3 separate regions of the Homo sapiens genome follow, and regions 1 and 2 are each linked to region 3. Evidence: read pairs that join two places in POLR2A ChIA-PET (ENCODE). Cell type or tissue: HepG2. All regions are shown on one strand. Links, peaks and the distances in the headings refer to the core of each region. The heading gives the core; the rest is flanking DNA.

The links. ChIA-PET counts read pairs that join two places held together with the same protein. Peaks named below come from ENCODE experiments on the same cell type or tissue, not always from the same donor. Only the 100,000 strongest peaks of a DNase experiment are listed, where the experiment ranks them.
Region 1: POLR2A ChIA-PET joins it to region 3 with 11 read pairs; 7 of 35 experiments call an interaction of 5 or more read pairs at or near these places.
Region 2: POLR2A ChIA-PET joins it to region 3 with 20 read pairs; 5 of 35 experiments call an interaction of 5 or more read pairs at or near these places.

What each region holds. Positions count from the first base shown.
Region 1 is chr1:12,472,253-12,479,107 of GRCh38, forward strand. The region is part of intron 67 of VPS13D (vacuolar protein sorting 13 homolog D); the gene reads left to right. Among named protein-coding and RNA genes, the nearest start is that of SNORA59A, 32 kb to the right of the region's middle. RefSeq lists silencers at 1,642-1,936, 5,842-6,136 and enhancers at 5,495-6,352, 6,353-6,855. In HepG2, for the core only: no CTCF peak of the experiment used is centred there; DNase peaks (open chromatin) are centred at 3,469, 3,849 and 6,029.
Region 2 is chr1:12,525,143-12,531,997 of GRCh38, forward strand. LINC02766 (long intergenic non-protein coding RNA 2766) reads left to right here and starts at 411. Exons shown (of 3, transcript NR_187319.1): 1 at 411-485; 2 at 2,303-2,650; 3 at 2,908-3,950. In HepG2, for the core only: no CTCF peak of the experiment used is centred there; DNase peaks (open chromatin) are centred at 779, 3,439 and 4,409; H3K4me3 peaks cover 464 bases.
Region 3 is chr1:12,378,201-12,385,055 of GRCh38, forward strand. VPS13D (vacuolar protein sorting 13 homolog D) reads left to right here. Exons shown (of 70, transcript NM_015378.4): 56 at 228-391; 57 at 1,288-1,396; 58 at 4,776-4,955. Among named protein-coding and RNA genes, the nearest start is that of SNORA59A, 130 kb to the right of the region's middle. In HepG2, for the core only: no CTCF peak of the experiment used is centred there; DNase peaks (open chromatin) are centred at 2,341 and 3,231.

The DNA of each region.
Region 1 (6,855 bases), core at 1,295-6,294, 94 kb after region 3:
GCTCTTGGTTTGAGGCTGAGGGGGCCTTACTGTGGAATGATCAAGTGGGGACCTGCTGACTCTGGGCTCCTGTTGAGAGGAGCAAAACTGAATGGGGATGAGAGAGGGGACCTGAAGCTCTAACTGCTTCCCATGCAGCCTTTTAACCAATCTTCCTGTTTTCACCTCACTCCAGGCCTATCTGTTTCTCCTTTATGCTCCAGGCCTTCAGAGCTACTTGCTGCCTCCATCTTTCTGAAATGCAGTGGAGGCCACCATCCTAATTAGCTTTCTGCTTTGTGGCTTCCACTCCCTCAAGGCTTACATTTCAGCGCCACGTGTCCATCTGCTTTTCAGCTTCTAAAATATTGTTGACACCTTCTCTTTATCCTTTTGGATTTGTGCCATTTGTATCCCTTTGCTTTCCCTTTAGAGGGGTCTCTGGACTAGATCTGTCATGTTTAATCAGAAGTCCTATAATTTAGACTTTTCACTAATTTGTGTTTCCTTTCTTGGTGTTCTTTCCCCTTTACCCCCAACTAGTGGCTCTGAATTAGTGTGGTTTTATGAAACCCATATCCATTCAGCCATGGTTCTATGTATTATCTCATTTAGGCATCACAGCAGCTTTTGCACAGCATCTGCTCAGGCAGTCTGTGGCTCTTCTTTCCCCGAAAGATTGAGAATACATCTGGTGAGAAGCCGTTGCCAGTCCCAGCCCCTGCTTTGAGTCTGGTATTGGTCTTTAATCTCTCATTCTGTGTGTTGTAAAGAAACAGGTTGTGGAAGGCTCTTGTCAGATCCCAGGAACATGAAAGAAATAGCACACCCTACGGTAGTGACATGGCCCTGTCACCACCCCTCATTGAACCATAAAAGCTATTCAGAGGGGCCAGCAGCTGGGGAGCGACTGTACTTAGATCCTGGGTGCTGATGGGTGTTTTGTAGTTTCCAAGGGAAGTTGCTGAAAGTTTTCTTATCTTGACACTCCAAGGGCAAGAGGTCTTTCTTCAAAGAGAAGCGCTTGTTTCAGAAAAAGATGTGGAAAGGACGTAAAATCACAGGTTCTTCCCCAGTTCTGAAAAAGAAATAGGAAGGGGCAACGTGGCAGTCAGTGTGAAAAGAAACCACGCATTTGCAGGAAGCAAGAAGGGGTTCCGCAGCACTGGCTGCTTCCGGCATCTGCAGTGCGAGGGTAAACAGGCCTACTGGGGAGTCGGTTGGCCCTGGGTTTGAGTCATTGGGCTGCTGCTTGGCTGTGACCTGGAACAAGTTTTTCCCCTCTTAATCTCTCTGAGATGAGATTCCTTTGAGTCATATGCCTACCTCGGTGGGTGGTTACGTGGATTAAATTATATCATGTATATAAAGCACTCAGCCTGGCATGTGGCATGCAGGTAGGGCTCAAGAAATGGTGTCAGTGTGAATATTCTCCCCTGAATGTTGGAATGTTGTGTGAAGGTGAAACAGGGATTGTGTCCCTAGCTCTTACTTAAATTCAACCCTGTCCCCGAATTCTTGCTGACCACCTGCTAGAGTGTGAGGACTAGGAGTTCATGTGCTTGGCTGGGCTTTTGTCCTTCCCATTCTCTTTCTTCACACAAAATGAACAGTTGAACTCAGGCCACCAAACCTGGTTGAGTTGCTGGGTGGAGGGACTCTCCTGGGCTCTGAGCCTTTGTGTGTGGGAACCGCACTGGAAAAGGTGTGCAGAGGCCACGAACTTGCTCTGAACCCACTTGTGAAGAGCAGGTGACCCCAAACTATTGTTAGTGTCTGCTGTAAATGATATGCCTCTGGGTTCGAGCAGAGTTCAGCCAAAAGCCCCACATGACATGGAAATCTGTCCTGGAGCCAGGTTTGTCGGGTAAAAGTTATGTAGCAAATGTCTCCAAACATTGGCATCTGTTGTCTGCCGAGACTAGGACAACCGAGAATGATGGAGTGCTTAAGGAAATTAGGATGGGGCATGCGACCCTGTAACAGCTGATAAACTGTTTCAGGCCACCGTGGCTCATCCAGCTCTTTTGATAAACAGCTTTAAAAGCATTACGTGGTTTGGAAAGCATTCTTCAAAAATGGTTATATTTTCCAGACGCATGACAGTCCACTGTTCAGTATTATTTAAGGGTTTTAAATTGTAGAATCAGATTCCTTTTCAGTGGGGCTCTTGGAACTGTCGAGGGCTGATCTGTCTGACTCCCACCAGGACAATCTCACAACAATATTATTATGTAGGTCGGGGTCCCCTAGGTCTGTTAAAAAAAAAAAAGTTCAGGGCTAAGCGTTTAAGAGGAAAAACTATTTCTTTCATTTCTAGCTAAGTCTGATGGGCCCTTTCAAACACTGCTTTCATCATGCACCTTTTATTTCACGATTTCTGCATAATGAAAATACAAGATCGATAACTGTGGATTATCGTAATGCCTTGAGCCTTTGAAAATGAACATTTTCTAGATTATAAATGTTCCCTTTGTAATTCATTTCAAACTTCATCCTCCCATTTGTCCTAATTCCCGAAATTTAACTGTTGCCTTTTGAGCCTCCTAGGAAATTCTGGGTATCCTTTAGGCAAGGGAGGTAGCTCTTGGGGGAATAGCATTCAGGCCACAGGCAATTCATTTGCGACTTGGGCTCTTCTTAGAACATATGATAAGTACAACGCACTGTAGTGACAGATTTTTTAAAAACCCTATTAAAGCCCAATATACTAATGCAGATTTTTTTTTTTTAAGTTTTAGAGAGATTCATGGGATTTTATTCTTTTTCCCAAAGGCAGTGGTGGAGCTGACAGAGTAGCATGGAGCCTCGTCCTGATGTATTGTGCGGAAGTGGCAGCAGTTCACATTCATTCAGTTTGTCAGCATAGGATCAGTTCCTTCTTGACTCAACTCTCTGTGATCAAAATAAGCTATTGGATGTTCCCTTTGGGTACTGGAAGCAGCTTGGCCCCTTGGCAAGAGAACAGGATTGCAAATCACAAGAGCAGAGCCCTGACTCCAGCTCTGATGCTACTGTGCTTTGTGACCTTGTGCAGACAGCTTTATATCCCCATCTCAGGTCATTCTCCCCCATACAAAGGGGGAGAGGGTCATCCTTGCCCTGGTCATGTCTGCATGGCTGAGGTGAATAACTAGTTGTGTAACTTCCTGGAGGAGTGGCACAGAGGAAGCTCCCTTCCTAGGGCTGGCTCTGCCATCAGGGAGGAAGCTGGATATTAGAATGAAGAAAAAGCCCATGCAGAATATATGGCAGCCCGATAATGGATTCTAAAAATAAAAAAGCACTAGGTTAATCTGCAGCTGTAGTGTACCTAAAGTATTCTTTGGCAGGTTGTGGCCCTAGCCTAATCCCCAGCTGGACTTAGCACCATTTAAGTGAGTTACATCTCATCCCCGCAAGGGATTGAGTCTGTAGCCAATTTGGCCTTGTCACCACTTCAGCCCTCCCTCTGATTTCACCTTTGGGAAAACTACAAAGTGGCCCCAGACATACATAGCAGGCTTGATCACATGGGTGGAGTCTGTCAGGACAGCATACATCAAATAAAATGTCCAGGGAACCTGTTGTAAATAAACCACTTCCCGCATGCTCAGTCATCGTGGAGGTACTTGAATGTTTAGTTTCTTTTAGCTGATGGCCAAGAAATCAATGTTTAAAAAAAAAAAAACAAAAAACAAAAAAACACCTTGACAGAGGCATTTTGTACAAGAATGGTGTGTGGGTGTGAAAAAGTAAATTCCAAAACATATTTCCTTTTAGTTCCCAAACCCATATTAGATGAGTACTTCTTAGCCTTGGCCACAGTGCTAGAGTAAATAGCAGTGTCACATAGCTCGTGGAACAGGCAAACCACAGAATGTACAAGAGAGAAGCGTGCACACCAGTGAGTCTGCTATGGCAGCTCTCTTTGTCCTGGTTTCTACATCTCATTTGTAAGCAACTTGTGTTCCTGCATTTTCAGAGTTTGGCCAGTTTATTTACTTAGAATTGCATGTTCCTGGAATATTGTCATAAAAGTGATCCTGAGATAGAAAAAGTCAACAGGAAGCAGGGGCATTGAGTTTATAAGTTCTCAGTCTGTCTTGGCCCATATTAAAGTCTCATTCTCAGGGGTAGGTCCAGCTTTCCAAATTTTAATATATCAGAGACTCCTGATGCATCTGGGCTCATGATGGGCCAAAGTAGGCCTTCAGGAGTCCTCGTGTTACACACTCAACGCCTAATGGAGACTGGATTCATTTACGTGTATTAATGTAACCTGCGTGATCATGTGAGTGCAAGTGCTTTGTAGATTGTCCTGGGAGATGTGGCATATTATGACTAAAGACTTAATTGAACCCTGAACATGTATATGAATAACTGGAGACAGATTGACTGGATTACACATTTTTCTTGAAAATTTCCTAAATTTAGCCTACCTCTTTGTTGCCTTTTATTTCCCAGCTTAAGTGGTTCTCTATAACACTATATTTTAAACAAACCAGAACAAATAGTATACAAAAGCATAGACAAGAGGGATATAACAAGAGATGGTTTTCTGTGATCCGTGGCACCTCCTCTCTACCCTGCCTCCACCACCAAAAGGGGCTTTAAATTAAGATTCGGAATGGCAAATTCACTTACCAGCTCCAAACACAGTAGACAAGGAAACCTTGTGAGGAAAATCCGAGAGTATATTTACAGTTTCTGTTCAGAAATACATAGCTTAACTTCGAAGGAGGAAGCGTGACTTTTCACCTGCAGATAGAACTAGGGTCTGATTTGAAACAGACCACTGGCTTCACTGAACCCCATCAAAGAAGTCTGCTTCTGCCCGGAATTGGAAAGTGCCAGTGGGCATGTAGTTGCTAGTATGGGATTTCTGTTTTTATTTTTAACAAGCTTGGGCCCAACTCTTAGTATCAAGATGGGTGAAGACAAAACTGACCAGAAAAACACGTATCAAGTCAGCAGTGGCTCACCCCTCAGAGGCCATTTTTCCCACCTGCTCCTCTTATACCTTTGGTTTGTTTTTGGTTTTGGATTTTTTCTCTATGTTCCTCCTACTCTTTCTTTCTCTATTTTGCTTGGGCCTTCGTTAGAAGAGTTCTAGTAATCATTTCAGACTTCCAAAATTCAACCCAGTAGCCTCATTTTACAGGTGGACCCACTAATACACAACAGCTCGATGTGACAAACCATAGACTCACAGTTAATCACTTGGAGAGCCTGGATTCACCTCCGCGATGACCTGCCTTTCCAGCCCTCCAGTGGCGTCCTCTGTAGTGAGTTGTAAATGTGCCACTCTAGAACATTCCAGGAAAGCCCTCCTCTTGGGCTAAACTCTAAAACTAAAATGAAGTCCTGCCCATGTGAGCTGCTTGTTTAACACTTTGGATGCTAATCAGAGCATTAATGAGAACACATGGATAGATTCGGCAGGTCTAATGCTTGGGACCTTCTCCTATTTGATTCCATAAGACTAAATCCCCTATAAACACTTCCCTCCTGTGCACACACACATGCATTCACATACAGCACTCACGTATCCCTCCCTTATAGCCAAAGACCGAAAAATAAATTTTTTTTTTCTACATTAAAAATAAGACCAGCTAGTAACCAGGGTTGGCATTCCCATCTCCTGTGGAACCTGGAAGGACTAGCAGATAGCTATAGAGATCTGTCTCCTTTTTAGTGTGGTTGTATTAAGGGCAATCTTGCCTCCCATGGCACCCCAGAAAATCCAGGAGTTCAAGTGGGGGTGCACTGTAGGAGGACTCAGCAGCTGTTTTATGGAAGGTTCGTCAGGGATCAGACTGAAGATTTTGCTTTTGTGAGAACAAAGTGAAATGTGACATTCAGGAGCAGCTCGGGGCCTATATATAGGGGCCCAGGGCCTGCTGGGATGGGGTTTTACACTTGGGCTGTCCTTTTGCCCTTCCCCTGAACTCTTTTCACTTCAGTCATGAGCAAACAGTCAGTGCCTGAACTAACAACCCTGTAGTCCTCCGAAGCACGGCTGGCTTACAGTACCGAACAAAGGGAGGGAGTGCCGCGTGGGCCGGCCCAGGCCGAGGAATGCGGCTTCAGGGTTCTGCTCCATAAATTTAACCAGCACGACGAAAAGGAGATAATATGAGCCTTCGTGATGATCTGAAAGGGGGAGGTTCTGTGTCCCATTGATTGCGGTCTGGCCCAATGCCAGGCCCAAGCCTGACCGACAGTTGAACCATATCATTAAGGCGTGTAATACAGCTCGAGTCTTGTACTGCCGCCAATGAGTGCATATCCACAGGGCAAAAGTTTATAAAGAGTCGAGGCTGTCCTGTTTAACCCTCTCACACTGCATGTAATAGAACCAGCTGCCATTCAGAACTTGCCCATCTGAGGTCATAAAGGAAAGCCTGCACGTTTCTTTTCTTCAAACAGCTTTTCAGGACTGGGGAGAGGAAGAAACGCTGTCTAGAGAGGGTCAAGGCACGGTGATGTTTCTCTCTGGAGAAGCAAAGCAGTCTGCCTCCCTCCCCCCGGCCAGAAACGGGACACCTTAGTGCTTTCTTCAGAGTAGCTCTCTGTTTGTGGTATAATGTTGCTGGAGGAAACAGGGCTGACACCACAGGAAACCTGCCTGTCTCCAAGGAGGCCGCATCGGTGGCAGAGGTGGGTCAGATGCCGGCCGTGGAGTGCTCTTGTCAAGCTTGGGATGATGCCGTTTTCCTTCCCCATCACCTCGAAAGCTGTTAATAGCCTTGCTTTCTGGCCTTCCACAGCTACGCCCAGGTGCTAAAACAGAGCAGGTGGAAGGCCGCCCCACGGAGTGGCCTGTGAGCCCAGAGTTCTCACTGTCCGAGGCCGGTGGCCCCATGGGAACTCTGTCCATTCAATAGGGAGGGC
Region 2 (6,855 bases), core at 654-5,653, 150 kb after region 3:
CCCAGTCTGGAGTGCAGTGCTGCGATCTCAGCTCACTGCAACTTCTGCCTCCCAGGTTCAAGCGATTCTCCTGCCTCAGCCTCCTGAGTAGCTGCGACTACAGAAATGTGCCACCACGCCTGGCTAATTTTTGTGTTTTTAGTAGAGACGGGGGAGACAGTAGTTTAAATAAGTCCTGGCGTGAATGCCTTACCCAGAGGGGGCATAAAATGAGGGGTCTAAGGCCAGCACCCTGGGAAATGTCAACGTAAGAACTGCCAGGGGAGGAGGATCCAGGAAGGGTCAGTGATGGGGATGACAAAGGGGGTGTCATGGGGAAAAGGGCAGAGGAGGAGGGACTAGTGACCACCTCTGCTCTGAGGTCATGTGGAGCAAGACTGAAAAGAGGCCGGGGATTGGGAAATGAGGCCACTGGTGGCCTTGTCCCTGGCGGCTCTGGGATGTGGGCCAGAAGCCAGTCCCTGGTGTTGAAATAGGATCCAAAGGTGAAGAAGGGAGTGTAGATGTATCTTTAAAATTTGACTGTGGGAGGGAGGGTGGTTTTGGTTTTTGCCATGTTGGTGTTTTAAAAGCAGCAGGGAGTTGAGCTGCTTGTGGACTGGAAGGAAGGAGCCAGCAGACAGGGAGGAGAGGAGGGGAAGTGGGTAGTGAAGGGGAGAGAGAATAGCCAGGGGTGGTGGGCAGAAGGAGAGGAAATGGAACCCTAGAGGCCTGGGCAGGAGGCCTCTTGCTGTTGAGCTGCGGCCGGCTGTATTTTGAGACCTTAACCTTCACCTTCTCAGCTGTGTTGGATGCGGCCTCCAGAGGCCCAGGAGAGGTGGGGATCAGACGGGGTTCAACAGGGAGCCAGAACCATGAGGTCTGTCGTGGAATAAAGGATGTATTCTAGGAGTCAGGCCTCACCCAGCTGTGGCGGGGGTGGAGGGCAAGGAGGACTGCCGAGGGGGCTGGGGTGGGCGTCTTTGGGAGGTGTCTTCTGTGAGTTTGCAGCAAAGGGTCTGGGGTGGGTCTGGGGTGGGCCTGGGGTCGGCCTGGGGTCAGTGTTGGTCAGCAAGGCCAGCCTCACCTTTGCCTCTCAAATCACGGGTGCCTTCCCTCTTGACAACTCTGCCCTGAGACCTACAGGAAGTGGATTCTGAGAAATATGGCTTCCACCGTTACCAAGTGGACCAGCGCTGTCCCATAGAAATAATGCAAGTCACCCGGGCTCCTGGAATCCCAGCACTTTGGGAGGCCGAGGCAGGCGGATCCCTTGAGGCCAGGAGTTTGAGATCAGCCTGGCCAACATGGCGAAACACCATCTCTATCTTTACTAAAAATATAAAAATGAGCTGGGCATGGCGATGCATGCCTGTAATCCCAGGACGTTGCAGTGAGTGAGATGGTGCCACTGCACTCCAGCCGGGGCAACAGAGCAAGACTCTGTATCCAAAAAGAAAAACAAAGAAACAATGCAAGTCACACATGTAATTTAAAATTGTCTAGGCTGGGAGCAGTGGCTGACACCTATAATCCCAGTACTTTGGGAGGCTGAGGCGGGAGGATTGCTTGAGCTCAGGAGTTCAAGACCAGCTGGGGAAACATAGTGAGAACTTGTCTCTATTTTAAAAATTAAAAAAAAAAAATGAGCTGGGCATCGTGGCACATGTCTGTAGTCCCAGCTACTAGGGAGGCTGAGGCTTCTTGAGCCCAGGAGGTAGAGGCTGCAGTGAGCTGAGATCGAACCACTGCACTCCAGCCTCGGCAACAGAGCAAGACCCTGTCACTAAAAAATAAAAATAAATAGGCTGGGCATGGTGGCTCACGCCTGTAACCCCAGCACTTTGGGAGGCTGAGGCTGGCAGATCATGAGGTCAGGAGTTTGAGACCAGCCTCACCAACATGGTGAAACCCCGTCTCTACTAAAAATAGAAAAATTAGTCAGGTGTGGTGGCACACACCTGTAATCCCAGCTACTCGGGAGGCTGAGGCAGGAGAATTGCTTGAACCTGGGAGGCGGAGGTTGCAGTGAGCCGAGATTGCGCCATTGCACTCTAGCCTGGGTGACAGAGTGAAACTCCATCTCAAAAAATAATAAATAAATAAATAAATAAATATAAAAAGAAATAAAAATAAAATTTTCTAGGTGACCCATTTTTTAAGAAGGAAAAAGAAATGGAAAGTTAATTTTAATAATTAAAGACAATATGTCCAAGACATTATCATGTAATGTATAATCATTAGAAAACATTGTTAATGAGATGCTTTATGTTGTGATTTTGCACTAAATCTTTGAAATGTGGTGCCTGTTTCACACTTACAGAACAGCTCAACTCCAAATAGGCGCATTTCCATCGCCTCCATCGCCGCTGTAGCTGGTGGCTGTCAGATTGGACAGCACGGTAGAGGCGGGTCAGGAAATGCAAGGAGAGCACTTTTGGAAGCGTCTGGATCCTGGGCCCTCGGGGAGGGCAGGGCCTGGGTCCTGATGTGAGGAGCCTGGAGCCTGTCCGTGGCCGAGAGGGCCTCCTTCCTCCTTCCTGGCCGACACGTCACCTGCTCCGTCCAGTCCACGAGAAGCAGCTGTGGCCCAAGCCCATGACCTGCCTTTCTTCCCCAGCGTCACCATCTGTGGCAGCCTGGGATACGCATGAGCTCCTCAGGAGGGCGGGTGAGTGGACTTTCCAGCGCGGGCTGGAGGTGATCTCAAAGGGCACAAGGGTTGGAACTGAACCAGCCATGCCAGGGGACGCGGGTTTGGTCGGAGCCCTGTGGGAAGGGAAGGCCCCTCTGCTCCAGGCCCTCCAGGATCTCCAACCATGGCCCAAATGGCCACCATGATGATGCCCACCTACGGGCTTTGGTGCTTCGGGAGTGTCTTGCTGGGTGAAGGGCAGGTCGCTATCAGATGCATCTGTTTAATTTTAGAGCTCCGTGGAACACACATCTGGATGACAGGAGGGAGCCAGGAGCTGTGAGAAGACGGGGGAGCTGCCGCCGCAAGAATGCAAGACCCACGGGCTCTACGATGCGGGGGAGCAGCGGGCATCTGAGGAAGGGGCGTCAGGGGCACATGGCCAGCCCTCTTCACCCCACAGTCTGCCCCAGGCCAGCCCCACTAGGAGTGACCCATTTTCTCCTAGCAGGATTCCTTGCATGGGGTGGCCTGGACCCAAAACACCCGCTCTGAGGATTCCCTGTTAACCACAGAGAAGGTTGACTCAAGTTTCTTTATTTGGCCATGAAACTGTGGGGCATCTCACGGTGCTTCTTGGGTCCACTGGAGAGCCCTGGAAGCTCAGAAGAGGCAAGAGGGGCCTACTTCTCCCTTGTTTGGGCTTTGTTTGCTAAATACCAATATTAGATTAGGCAACTCTGCAAACAAAACCAAGGCCTGGCCAGCTGCCCAGGGTGTTTAAAGTCCAAGACATGAAGGCAGGACGTGTGCCCGTGGACTTGCACACGCAAGCAGGCCGAGGGGAGAGCAGCCCGGCAGAGACCTTGGTGGTCCAGGGCTGAGCAAAGGCTTCCCCCACCGGTCCATCCCAGTGCGCTCAGCACAGGAGTTAGCGGCCACACACTTCAACCATTGTCTTATTTTAGAAAATGACATCTGCTGGGCGCGGTGACTCACGCCTGTAATCCCAGCATTTTGAGAGGGCAAGGTCAGGAGTGATCACTTTGGGTGGACCACGAGGTCAGGAGTTCAAGATCAGCCTGGCCAACATGGTGAAACTCCGTCTCTACTCAAAATACAAAAATTAGCCAGGCGTGGTGGCTCACACTTATAATCCCAGCTACCTGGGAGGCTGAGGCAGGAGAATGGCTTGAACCTGGGAGGCGGAGGTTGTAGTGAGCCGAGACTGCTCCACTGGACTGCAGCCTGGGTGACAGAGCGAGACTCCGTCTCAAAAAAAAAAAAAAAGAAGATGACATCCATGATGTTAATAAAAGCGGAGGTATTAGGGGAAGGGAGACATCCTGTCAACTTTTCATCAGCTCACATTTGACCCTCAGCTTTTTTCTGTTAATCTAGTTATCATATCAACAGCGTTCTCACAAATGACCAAAGACAGTGTCGGTGGCTCTTAGTGTTTGAAAGTAAAAATGTATAATATTTTTAAAATGCCAACAGACTGAAAACAGGAATGAGGCATCATTGGTTGTAAACTGTCTCCTGAGCTGGTAATTCCATCTCCATCTCAAGCAGAAAAAACATACCCGTGTGCCCAGGGGCTCTCACCCCAGCACACCTCTTGCCCACTTAGCCTAGTTGATGGTCAAATTACTGAGTGGAGTTTAAATGCCCTTCAGACTTTATAGGTGGAATTCCTGAAACGCGTCTATCTGGAAGAGGAGAGGTAGTAGTATTGGGAAGGGAACAGGAAGTAGGCGGTGTGGAGTGCTGTTTGTTAAATGCTATCTCTTACCGTCTGTGTTTGTTTCTACTTAGCTTGCCTTATCTCTCTCCTCCCGCCCACTCTGTCATTCAACTACCCAGTTCCCCACCCTGGTTTCTTGTGTATTTTTTTCCAGGAAGACACACACACACACACACATTTATATATATATAAAATAGGCCAGATCCCATCCTTCCTGGGTCCACCCTTCCTGGGCAGCCCCTCAACCCAGCACACAAACACACTGTTATTTTTCTCATCTCAATTCTCAATCCACCCTTGATCTTGTACCCCAATCCAGCCACTGCTCAATTCTTTGCTTTCTTTAAAATACAATTTGTCAAATTATATGTATGTGTGTTGGCAATTACATATATACCTGTATATTTACTCTCCACCCCTCTTTTTTCTTTTCTTTTTTCTTTTTTTTTGATGGAGTCTTGCTCTGTCACCCAGACTGTAGTGCAGTGGCCCAATCTTGGCTCACTGCAACCTCCACCTCCCGGGTTCAAGCGATTCTCCTAGCTCAGCCCCCCAAGTAGCTGGGATTACAGGTGTGTGCCACCATGCCTGGCTAATTTTATTTTTTGTATTTTTAGTAGAGACAGAGTTTCACTATGTTGGCCAGGCTGGTCCCGAACTCCTGGCCTCAAATGATCTGCCCGCCTTGGCCTCCCAAAGTGCTGGGATTACAGGCGTGAGCCACCACACCCAGCCTCTCTTTTTATTTTTTACAAAGATTCTAGCTTAGTACTTCCTTGCATTTTTCACTTTGTCTTGGAGATCATTCCTTATCAGCACATGACCTTTCTTTTATTTTTTATTTTTAAAGGCTTGTCAAGTGAAGCGGTGGGAGTGGAGAAGGAGCAAAGAAATCTGTTAACTGGTTGGGATCGGTGAGTTGTAAGCAGCCGCATAAAGAACATTTCTGTTTTCTTGGATTACAACATGATTTCCATTGTATAGAAATACCGTATTTATTCCGCCAGTCCCCCACCCATAGTCACTTAAGTTGTTTCCAGCCTTCCCAATCTTCTTGCTGTTACAAGGCTGCCACGAATCACCTTGTGTATACTTGATTTTTCTGATAAGTTAAAAAGTCCTAGAGGAGAAATTGCCCAATCCTTTGTGCACCTGTAATTTTGATAAATATTGCTAAGTTGCCTTCCATAAGGTTTGTACCAATTTACACAGCCACCGGCAATGAATGAGAGTGCACTTACCCACACCCCTACCAATGCAATCTGTTAGCAAATTTTCTGAACTTTGCCAATTTGGAGAAAATGGGTATTTCAGCGTAGTTTGAATGTATACTTACTTCTCTTGTGGGAAATTATGTTTAAGAGCCATTTCCTTTTCCGTGAACTATGTTTTAAAAATCTTTTCTGGTTTGTTTGTTTTATTGAGATGGAGTCTCACTCTGTTCCCCAGGCTGGAGTGCAGTGTGGTGCAATCTCAGCTCACTGCAGCCTCCGTCTCCCGGGTTCAAGTGATTCTCCTCCTCAGCCTCCCAAGTAGCTGGGAACTATAGGGTCGCGCCACCACACCCGGCTAATTTTTGTATTTTTAGTGGAGACAGGGTTTCACCAGGTTGGCCAGGCTGGTCTTGAACTCCTGACCTCAAGTGATCTGCCTGCCTTGGCTTCCCAAAGTGCTGGGATTACAGGCATGAGCCACCGTGCTCAGCCTCTTATCTGTTTTTTTATCCTTATCTGTGTTTTCAATCCTTATCTGCTTATTTTAAAGGCTGAAACAAATCCCTAAATGTTAAAAAAAAAAAAAATAGAAAAATTATACAGCAGCACTCTTGTTCTAGCCTCTTATCATGGGATAGCTTCCCATGATTAACTTGAATTATCTTGAGACAAAGACCTGGAGAAGAACAGGGGCACAGGAGTCTCAGAGACTGGGGAGAATCCTGCCCAAGCTGCCCCATTCTCTGGAGGCCTGGCCACAGGGCAGGGCCCAGAGGCTCAGGCTGTCACCACCTTGGGGAAGAGTCCCCTTCTCCAGCTCTGTCCCCCTGACACATGAACACAGCTCCCCTTCAGGCTGACTCTCCTGCCTAGGCCCAGCATCCCATCCTCTCTTGCCTACTGAAAGACACTGTATCTAAAGCTGTCCACTCACTGTCCCCGATCACCAGATCCCACTACTCCTGGATCCCTCCTGGACCCACCCCTCCTGGGTAGCCCCACCAGCACACAAACACACTGTTACTTCTCGCCTCTTATCCACCCTTGATCCTGTAGCCCAATCCAGCCACTGCTCAATTCTTTGCTGTCTTTATTTTTATTATTTTCACTTATTTATTTTTTTGAGACTGAGTCTTGCTCTGTCTCCCAGGCTGGAGCACAGTAGCGCGATCTCAGCTCGCTGCAGCCTCCGCCCCCCAGGTTCAAGCAATTCCCCTGCCTCAGCCTCCCCAGTAGCTGGGATTACAGGCACACACCACAACGCCCAGCCAACTTTTGTT
Region 3 (6,855 bases), core at 1,050-6,049:
GTAATGTTTGGTTGTTTGGTTCAAGAGGTTAGCATATTTTACCCTAAGAACAACAAAAGATAGATAACCATGAAAGTTTGAATTAAGCATTTATATAATGTGGAAAACGTCTAAATAAACTTCCTATATGAGAACTTATTTAGCCCTAGAGGAAGCTCTTGAAGTGAGGAGCTAGCTGTGGCTGCCCATAATGGCTCTTTCTCTTTTTGCTTGTACCTACTTAACAGGAACCAGGAAAGCGTTCTCAGCTGTGGAGGATGACAGGAACAGGAATGCTGGCCCATGAGGGCTCCTCAGTTCCTCACAATCCCAATAAGCCCTCAGCCGCCCGCTCCACCGAGGGGTCTGCCATCTTAGATATTGCTGGTCTCGCTGCAGTGACTGACAACAGGTAATTTTCTAGGCAACTTTTGATTCAAGCTCATTGCTTTCAAATTCAGACTCAGAGGAAATCTACAACAAAAACTAAGAGTTCTATAAATAAAGTAAAAATGTATATTTTTTTCAATGACAAAAACCTGTCATATTCCCAAATATGAGTATTGGGCTTTCCCTTTAAATATTTTAAGCTTTGATGAAATACCCATGCAGATGTTAAGAAACTTCAAACAATAAAATGGGTATAATGTGAAAAGTGATTATTTCTTCCACCCAAATTCCAGTCCGTCCTTATTCTGAGGAAGTAGTTTCTTTTTTACATCTTCCTAATAACTTTGTCAAATCCTTCAAAAGCAGAAATTAATTATTAAGAGAATAATCAGATGTATTTTTATGAATAAATCCTTGGATTCAAATTAGCTCTTTAAGTTTGAATAAGTTACTTGATTTGCCTGTGCCTTAGTTTCTCCATAAAAATCAGTGTGTTTTCAGTTAATACCTTATTTCCAGAAAAACTTTAGTTGACTTACAAGTTAGAACAGAAAAGAATTTAGAAATACAACAGAAAAAAGACTGTTGGAAAGATTTTACATGTATTTAGCAGCTATTCCTTCCATACTGCATGGTAAGTTGCCGTTTTGAGAATGCAAGAAGCCATATTACTGTGTGTTATGAAATCTTTAATGTCTTACTTTGTGTCCCCTCTTCATGTTTTTCCATTTTGCTTTATTCCTCTTTTCTTATCAAGAGATACCTAACTGCCCTAGGATTCAAGCTAACTACCCATTCAGTTTTAAGGGTGGAGGGCATTAGAAGGAAGAAGAGCAAAGCCATCATCCTCATGTTCCCTTCAGGCGTGAAACAGTTGACTCGGAGGTTTCATGGTTCATTGTGTATTCCGTTTTCCAGATACGAGCCACTGATGCTGAGAAAGCCTGACCGCAGGCGAAGCACAACTCAGACGTGGAGTTTCCGAGAAGGAAAACTGACCTGTGGGTTACATGGGTTGGTCGTCCAGGTCAGTCGTTTTTGATCCCCAATTGCAGCAAGCAGTGGTTGAGCCTTCTTTGAAACAAAGTCTCTACTAAGTTATACATGATGAATTGTTCAGTGGGAAAACTAGTTACAGAGCAATACTTATTCTATTCCATTTTAGTTAAAAGGAAGTCAGAGTTTTGTTGTGCATTTGTGTATTTTTTTTTTTTTTTGAGGTGGAGTCTTGCTCTGTCGCTCAGGCTGGAGTGCAGTGGCACAATCTCGGCTCACTGCAAGCTCCGCCTCCCGGGTTCACGCCATTCTCCTTCCTCAGCCTCCCGAGTAGCTGGGACTACAGGTGCCCGCCACCACGCCCGGCTAATTTTTTGTATTTTTTAGTAGAGATGGAGTTTCACCATGTTAGCCAGGATGGTCTCGATCTCCTAACCTCGTTATCCACCCGCCTTGGCCTCCCAAAGTGCTGGGATTACAGGCGTGAGCCACCGCGCCCAGCCCCGCATTTGTGTATGTTTACATGGGAAAAGTTCTTGGAGATGGTATGCAATACATGTGTTAAGAGTGATTGCCCTGGATGATAAGATATGTTTTTCATGGCTTACCTGGACTTTTTCTTTGATGTCATATATTACCAATGTAATTTTAAAAAGAAAAAAATTACCTATGTAATTTTAAAAAGAAAAAAATTACCTATGTAATTTTAAAAGTCCAGCACTAAGTTAGATGAATTAGATTTAGACCTGGGAAGTTAATGGCATAGCTGCAAGTCCTCTGTAAAGGGTTCTATGACATGGTGAGCATTCGCCAGGCATCTACATGCTCTTGATTCTGTTCATTTTGGCCTAAATAAGCATTGAATTGCTGTAGCAAATGTCAGAATGAAGATTGCTGGACAGTTTCCTCCTCAGCCAGTCTACCTCATGATAAACTCCCAGCTACTTTCTAAGCAAATATGTGTTTGGCAAATTACCAAGGGTTTGGATTTTCTGCCCTTTCTGGCTTCAGGCTGGGAATGAGAACAGGGGTCTGAGAAGTAGGAAGGTGTCTAGGAGGTTTGGACATGCAGTAGACTAGCACCTGCAATTGTGTGTGCAGTTCTGTCCAGCCTGGGATTTTACACAAAAGGGAAACAGGAGACTATCAGACTCTTGATAGAGAACTCTGAGTGTACTTAGATTGTACTCCAGGGCAGTTTGCAAAAACTGTAAGGAGCCTCTGACTGCTTTTGGTGAGATTTATTTTCTTTATCTCTATCGCCCTGAGCTTTTTTCATCAAAGACAAGCTGCTTACTTATATGTAGCACACATCTGGAATGGATTTGTGATTTTCAATTAGCAATACAATTCAAACTTCTAGAGGCAAAGAGGGCTTGTTATAATTGGTGGGTTTCATGTCTGACCCTGACTTCACTTCTAGTTTGTTTCTAAAGCCCATGTAATTCCAATGCTCTTGGAGCATTTTCTTCCTTAAAATCTTTTTTTGGTGTTTGTTGTTTTGTGAATCTATTTCATCATTTCCCTGCTTGTTAGTGACAGTATAATAACAGTATTCAGCAGAGCAGAATGTGTTTTGGTTAGGGAAGTAAGCTTGTTTCAATCTTATTATGCTGAATAAAGTCATTGAAGACATTAAAACATTTTCTGACACTGCTCTTATTAGGTTGTATATGCTCTTTCTTTCTAAACTTATAATAGCTATAAAAAGCTTTCTTTGTGTTGAAACCTGTACTATAAACCCTGCTCAAAGTTTGCTTTTCATGAGTCAATATTTAAAAGTTAACAAAGGGGATTTAGACACTCTTTGCCATTGTCTTCTCTAGCCTTGTGTTTGCTTTCCCACAGCCATAATCCTGTAGACTCGATTTACTTGGGGCATGTAGCAAGGTGTTTTCCTCCAAAGGCCTTGTTAAAGCAAACTAAATATGGCCTGAGAAGGACTCCGTACTTCTATAATTGAATCCCTGTGGACCAACTGTAACCTAGAGTAATCGGCAGGCAAGATTGAAATCCTTACTTAGGAGTATGTGCCTGTAACAATAGCTGAGACTTGGCCAGTCACAGCAGCCATACTTCCACCACTCACAGATGGCTGAGTGTTCAGACTGTGTTCAAATAAGGCAGACGCCAACCTGTAACCAATCCAGCTGTTTACTTCCAACTTCTGTACATCACTTCCCTTTCTTTGTCTATAAATTTGTTCTGACCACGAGGCATCCCTGGAGTCTCTCTGAATCTGCTGTGATTCTGGAGGCTGCCTGATTTGTGAATTGTTCATTGCTCAATTAAACCCCTTTAAATTTAATTCGGCTGAAGTCAGTCAGTCTGTCTTTTTTTCTTTTTCTTTCTTTTCTTTTCTTTCTTTCTTTCTTTCTTTCTTTCTTTCTTTCTTTCTTTCTTTCTTTCTTTCTTTCTCTCTCTCTCTCTCCTTCCTTCCTTTCTTCCTTCCTTCCTTCCTTTCTTTCTCTTTCTTTCTTTCTTTCTTCCCTTTCTTCTCTCTCTTTCTTTCTTTTTCTTTCTTTCTTTTTCCTTTTCCTCTTTTCTTTTCTTTTGACAAAGTGTCGCTCTTGTTGCCCGGGCTGGAGTACAATAGCACAATCTCAGTTCACTGCAACCTCCGCCTCCCGGGCTCAAGCGATTCTCCTGCCTCAGCCTCCTGAGTAGCTGGGATTACAGTTGCCTGCAACCATGCCTGGCTAATTTTTGTATTTTTAGTAGAGATAGGGTTTCACCATGTTGACCAGGCTGGTCTCAAACTCCTGACCTCAGATGATTCGCCCGCCTTGGCCTCCCGAAGTGCTGGGATTACAGGCTGAGCCACCTCGCCTGGCTTGAAGTTTTTCTTTTAACAGCCTGAATAACTGGGTATCAGGTGACATTCTCAACTCTGTATTCCATTCTAGAAGAAACACCATCTTTTGAGTATTTGGATTGGTTGTCCAGCCATAGGCCTGTTTGGGGAGGTTTTCAACTCAAGAATTTTCCTCTTACTGGAAAGCTGAATGATTATAATAATTATTTTCTATTTTCAGAATATTTCAGATTTTTAAGCAAACCCTAGTAAGAATACTCAAAGAAACAGCTAGTTTTGGCTACTTTTTTAGAAGTTTATTTTAATGACAAGAAGTTAGTACTAGTAAAAGGCAGAATTAAACTGATCTATGCATGAAATTATCTCTTATTCATAATTACCAAAATTTATGAGCATAACTTTTCATCTTACTGAAGTAATTCTCCTGTTTTTCATCATCTGCAAAGCTGAACAAATAGTAAAGGCTTTGTTGCACATTGATCATGACCCTCCAGAGGAGAATGTAAATTTAGGAACTTGTTTGAAATGATGTGTTAACTTGTCAAAGTCAGTGCCTCTGTCTTTTCTCACATGTCTCTACTCCAATGTCTTTTAGGCCAAAGGAGGACTTTCTGGTTTGTTTGATGGAGCTGAAGTTGTTCTTGGTCCTGACACTTCCATGGAGCTTTTGGGGCCAGTTCCACCTGAACAACAATTTATTAATCAAAAAATGAGACCTGGTTCTGGAATGTTATCCATCAGAGTCATCCCAGATGGACCAACTAGAGCACTCCAGGTGATAATTTGTCATAAGAGCTGATGTGAAACTCTGTACTTCCTCCACCCCCAATGATTACTCATTTAACAAATACTTATTGAACATGTTTATGCCAGATATGAAGATATGGTATCTTCATCTGTAAAATGGGGATAGGATCTACCTCACAAAGTTGTTACAAGAACTAAAGTACAACAAAAAGATAAGCGTAAAGTATAAACAAAGTATCAATGAAATATGTGGTAACCTAAAAAAGTATAAGATTTAAACAAGATAATGTTAACAGTGCATATTAATAGTGTTGTTAATTATTATTAATAACATAATATCTTAATAACATTAACAACAAGAAGATATGAGATCCTTAATCAGATAATTAAAATATTGTGTTAATGAGAGTAGGAGTGGAGGGTGTATGGAAAGGATTTGTATTCCCAGATTTAGAGGGTGGGGAGCTTCCTAAGAGAAGTAGTACTTAAACTGAGACCTAGAGTTTAACTGAAAGGAATTAGCCAAATAGAAAGGTACAGGTGGAGGGGCTGTGCCCTCAGTAATAAGCATGTTCATCAACAGGTATTTACTGAGCAGCTACTTGAGCCAGCACAGGTCTAGGTACGGAACATTTACCAGTGAACGGACAAAACTCCCTGCCTTCTTGGAGCTTACATTCTAGTGGGGATGGACCATCATTGACCAATAAACATAGGAAGTAAATGACATACGATGTGGAAGTTGACTAGTGAAGGCCCACAGGTAGCAGAGTGATCCTCAGCCCAAGTGGCACACAGAATGTGGTAAGAAAGAAGGCTGGAGATAGAAGCAGGGGCCAGATCATAAAAAGTCTGAGATACATACTAAAGAATTTGTGGTTTTTCTAAGGCAACAAGGAGTCAGGGAATGGCATGATTAGAAAATTGTTTTAGATCACTTCCTCTGGCTGCAATGTAGAGAAGCAGAGTGGGGCAAGACTGGAGATAGTGAAATACCAGGTAGGAGGCTCTTGCACTAATGTAAATGAAGGGTTATGGTGGCCTGAACTGGAAGAAGTGGCAGGGGTGGACATGAGGAGGCTGGAGAGAAATGGATAGAAATGAGAGCTTACTTAGGAGTAGAGTCAGGCAGATTTTGTGACTGAATGTGGGAATGAGGGAGAGGAAGGAGTCAGTAATGGCCTCCAAGGTTCTGATTTGGGCAACTCACAGGATGATAATCCAGATCACTAAGGGATGAACATGGAGCAGACTTGCAGAGGAAGGGAGGAGTTAGGTTTTGGACTTGTTGAGTTAAGGTAACTGTGTGATATCTATGTGAAGATGTCCATAAGTCATTGTAACTATGGCTCTGAAACCCAGGGGAGAGATCTGTGATGGGGATAAGGGTTTATTAGGTCATAGCGTAATCAGAACAAAGGAAAAAAAAGATGTTGGAATGTAGCAATGAGCTCTCTGAGATAGTGCATCACAATTCACAACACCACTTTTTATTTATTTATTTATTTATTTAGCTATGTCACTCTCTTTCACCTAGGCTGGAGGGAAGTGGCAAAATCATAGCTCATTATAGCCTCGAACTCCTGGGCTCAGGTGATCCTCCCACCTCAGCCTCCCGAATAGCTGGAACTTAAGTGCATGCCACCATGCTTAGCTAATTACTTTTCATTTTTTGTGGAGATAGGGTCTCGCTATGTTCCCCAGGCTGGTCTTGAACTTCTGGGATCAAGCGATCTTCCCACCTTAGCCTCGCAAGTAGCTTGGACTACAGGTGTGTGCCACTGTGCCGGCTCACAATACCACTTTAAAAAACAATCTTAAGGCAAAAATGAATGCAGTGATCTTGAGGTTTGCATATTTTGACTTGAGCTATAATTTGAGATCATCTGCAGATATCTAACCCCACTACGTGAGGCTCTCAAGGTGTA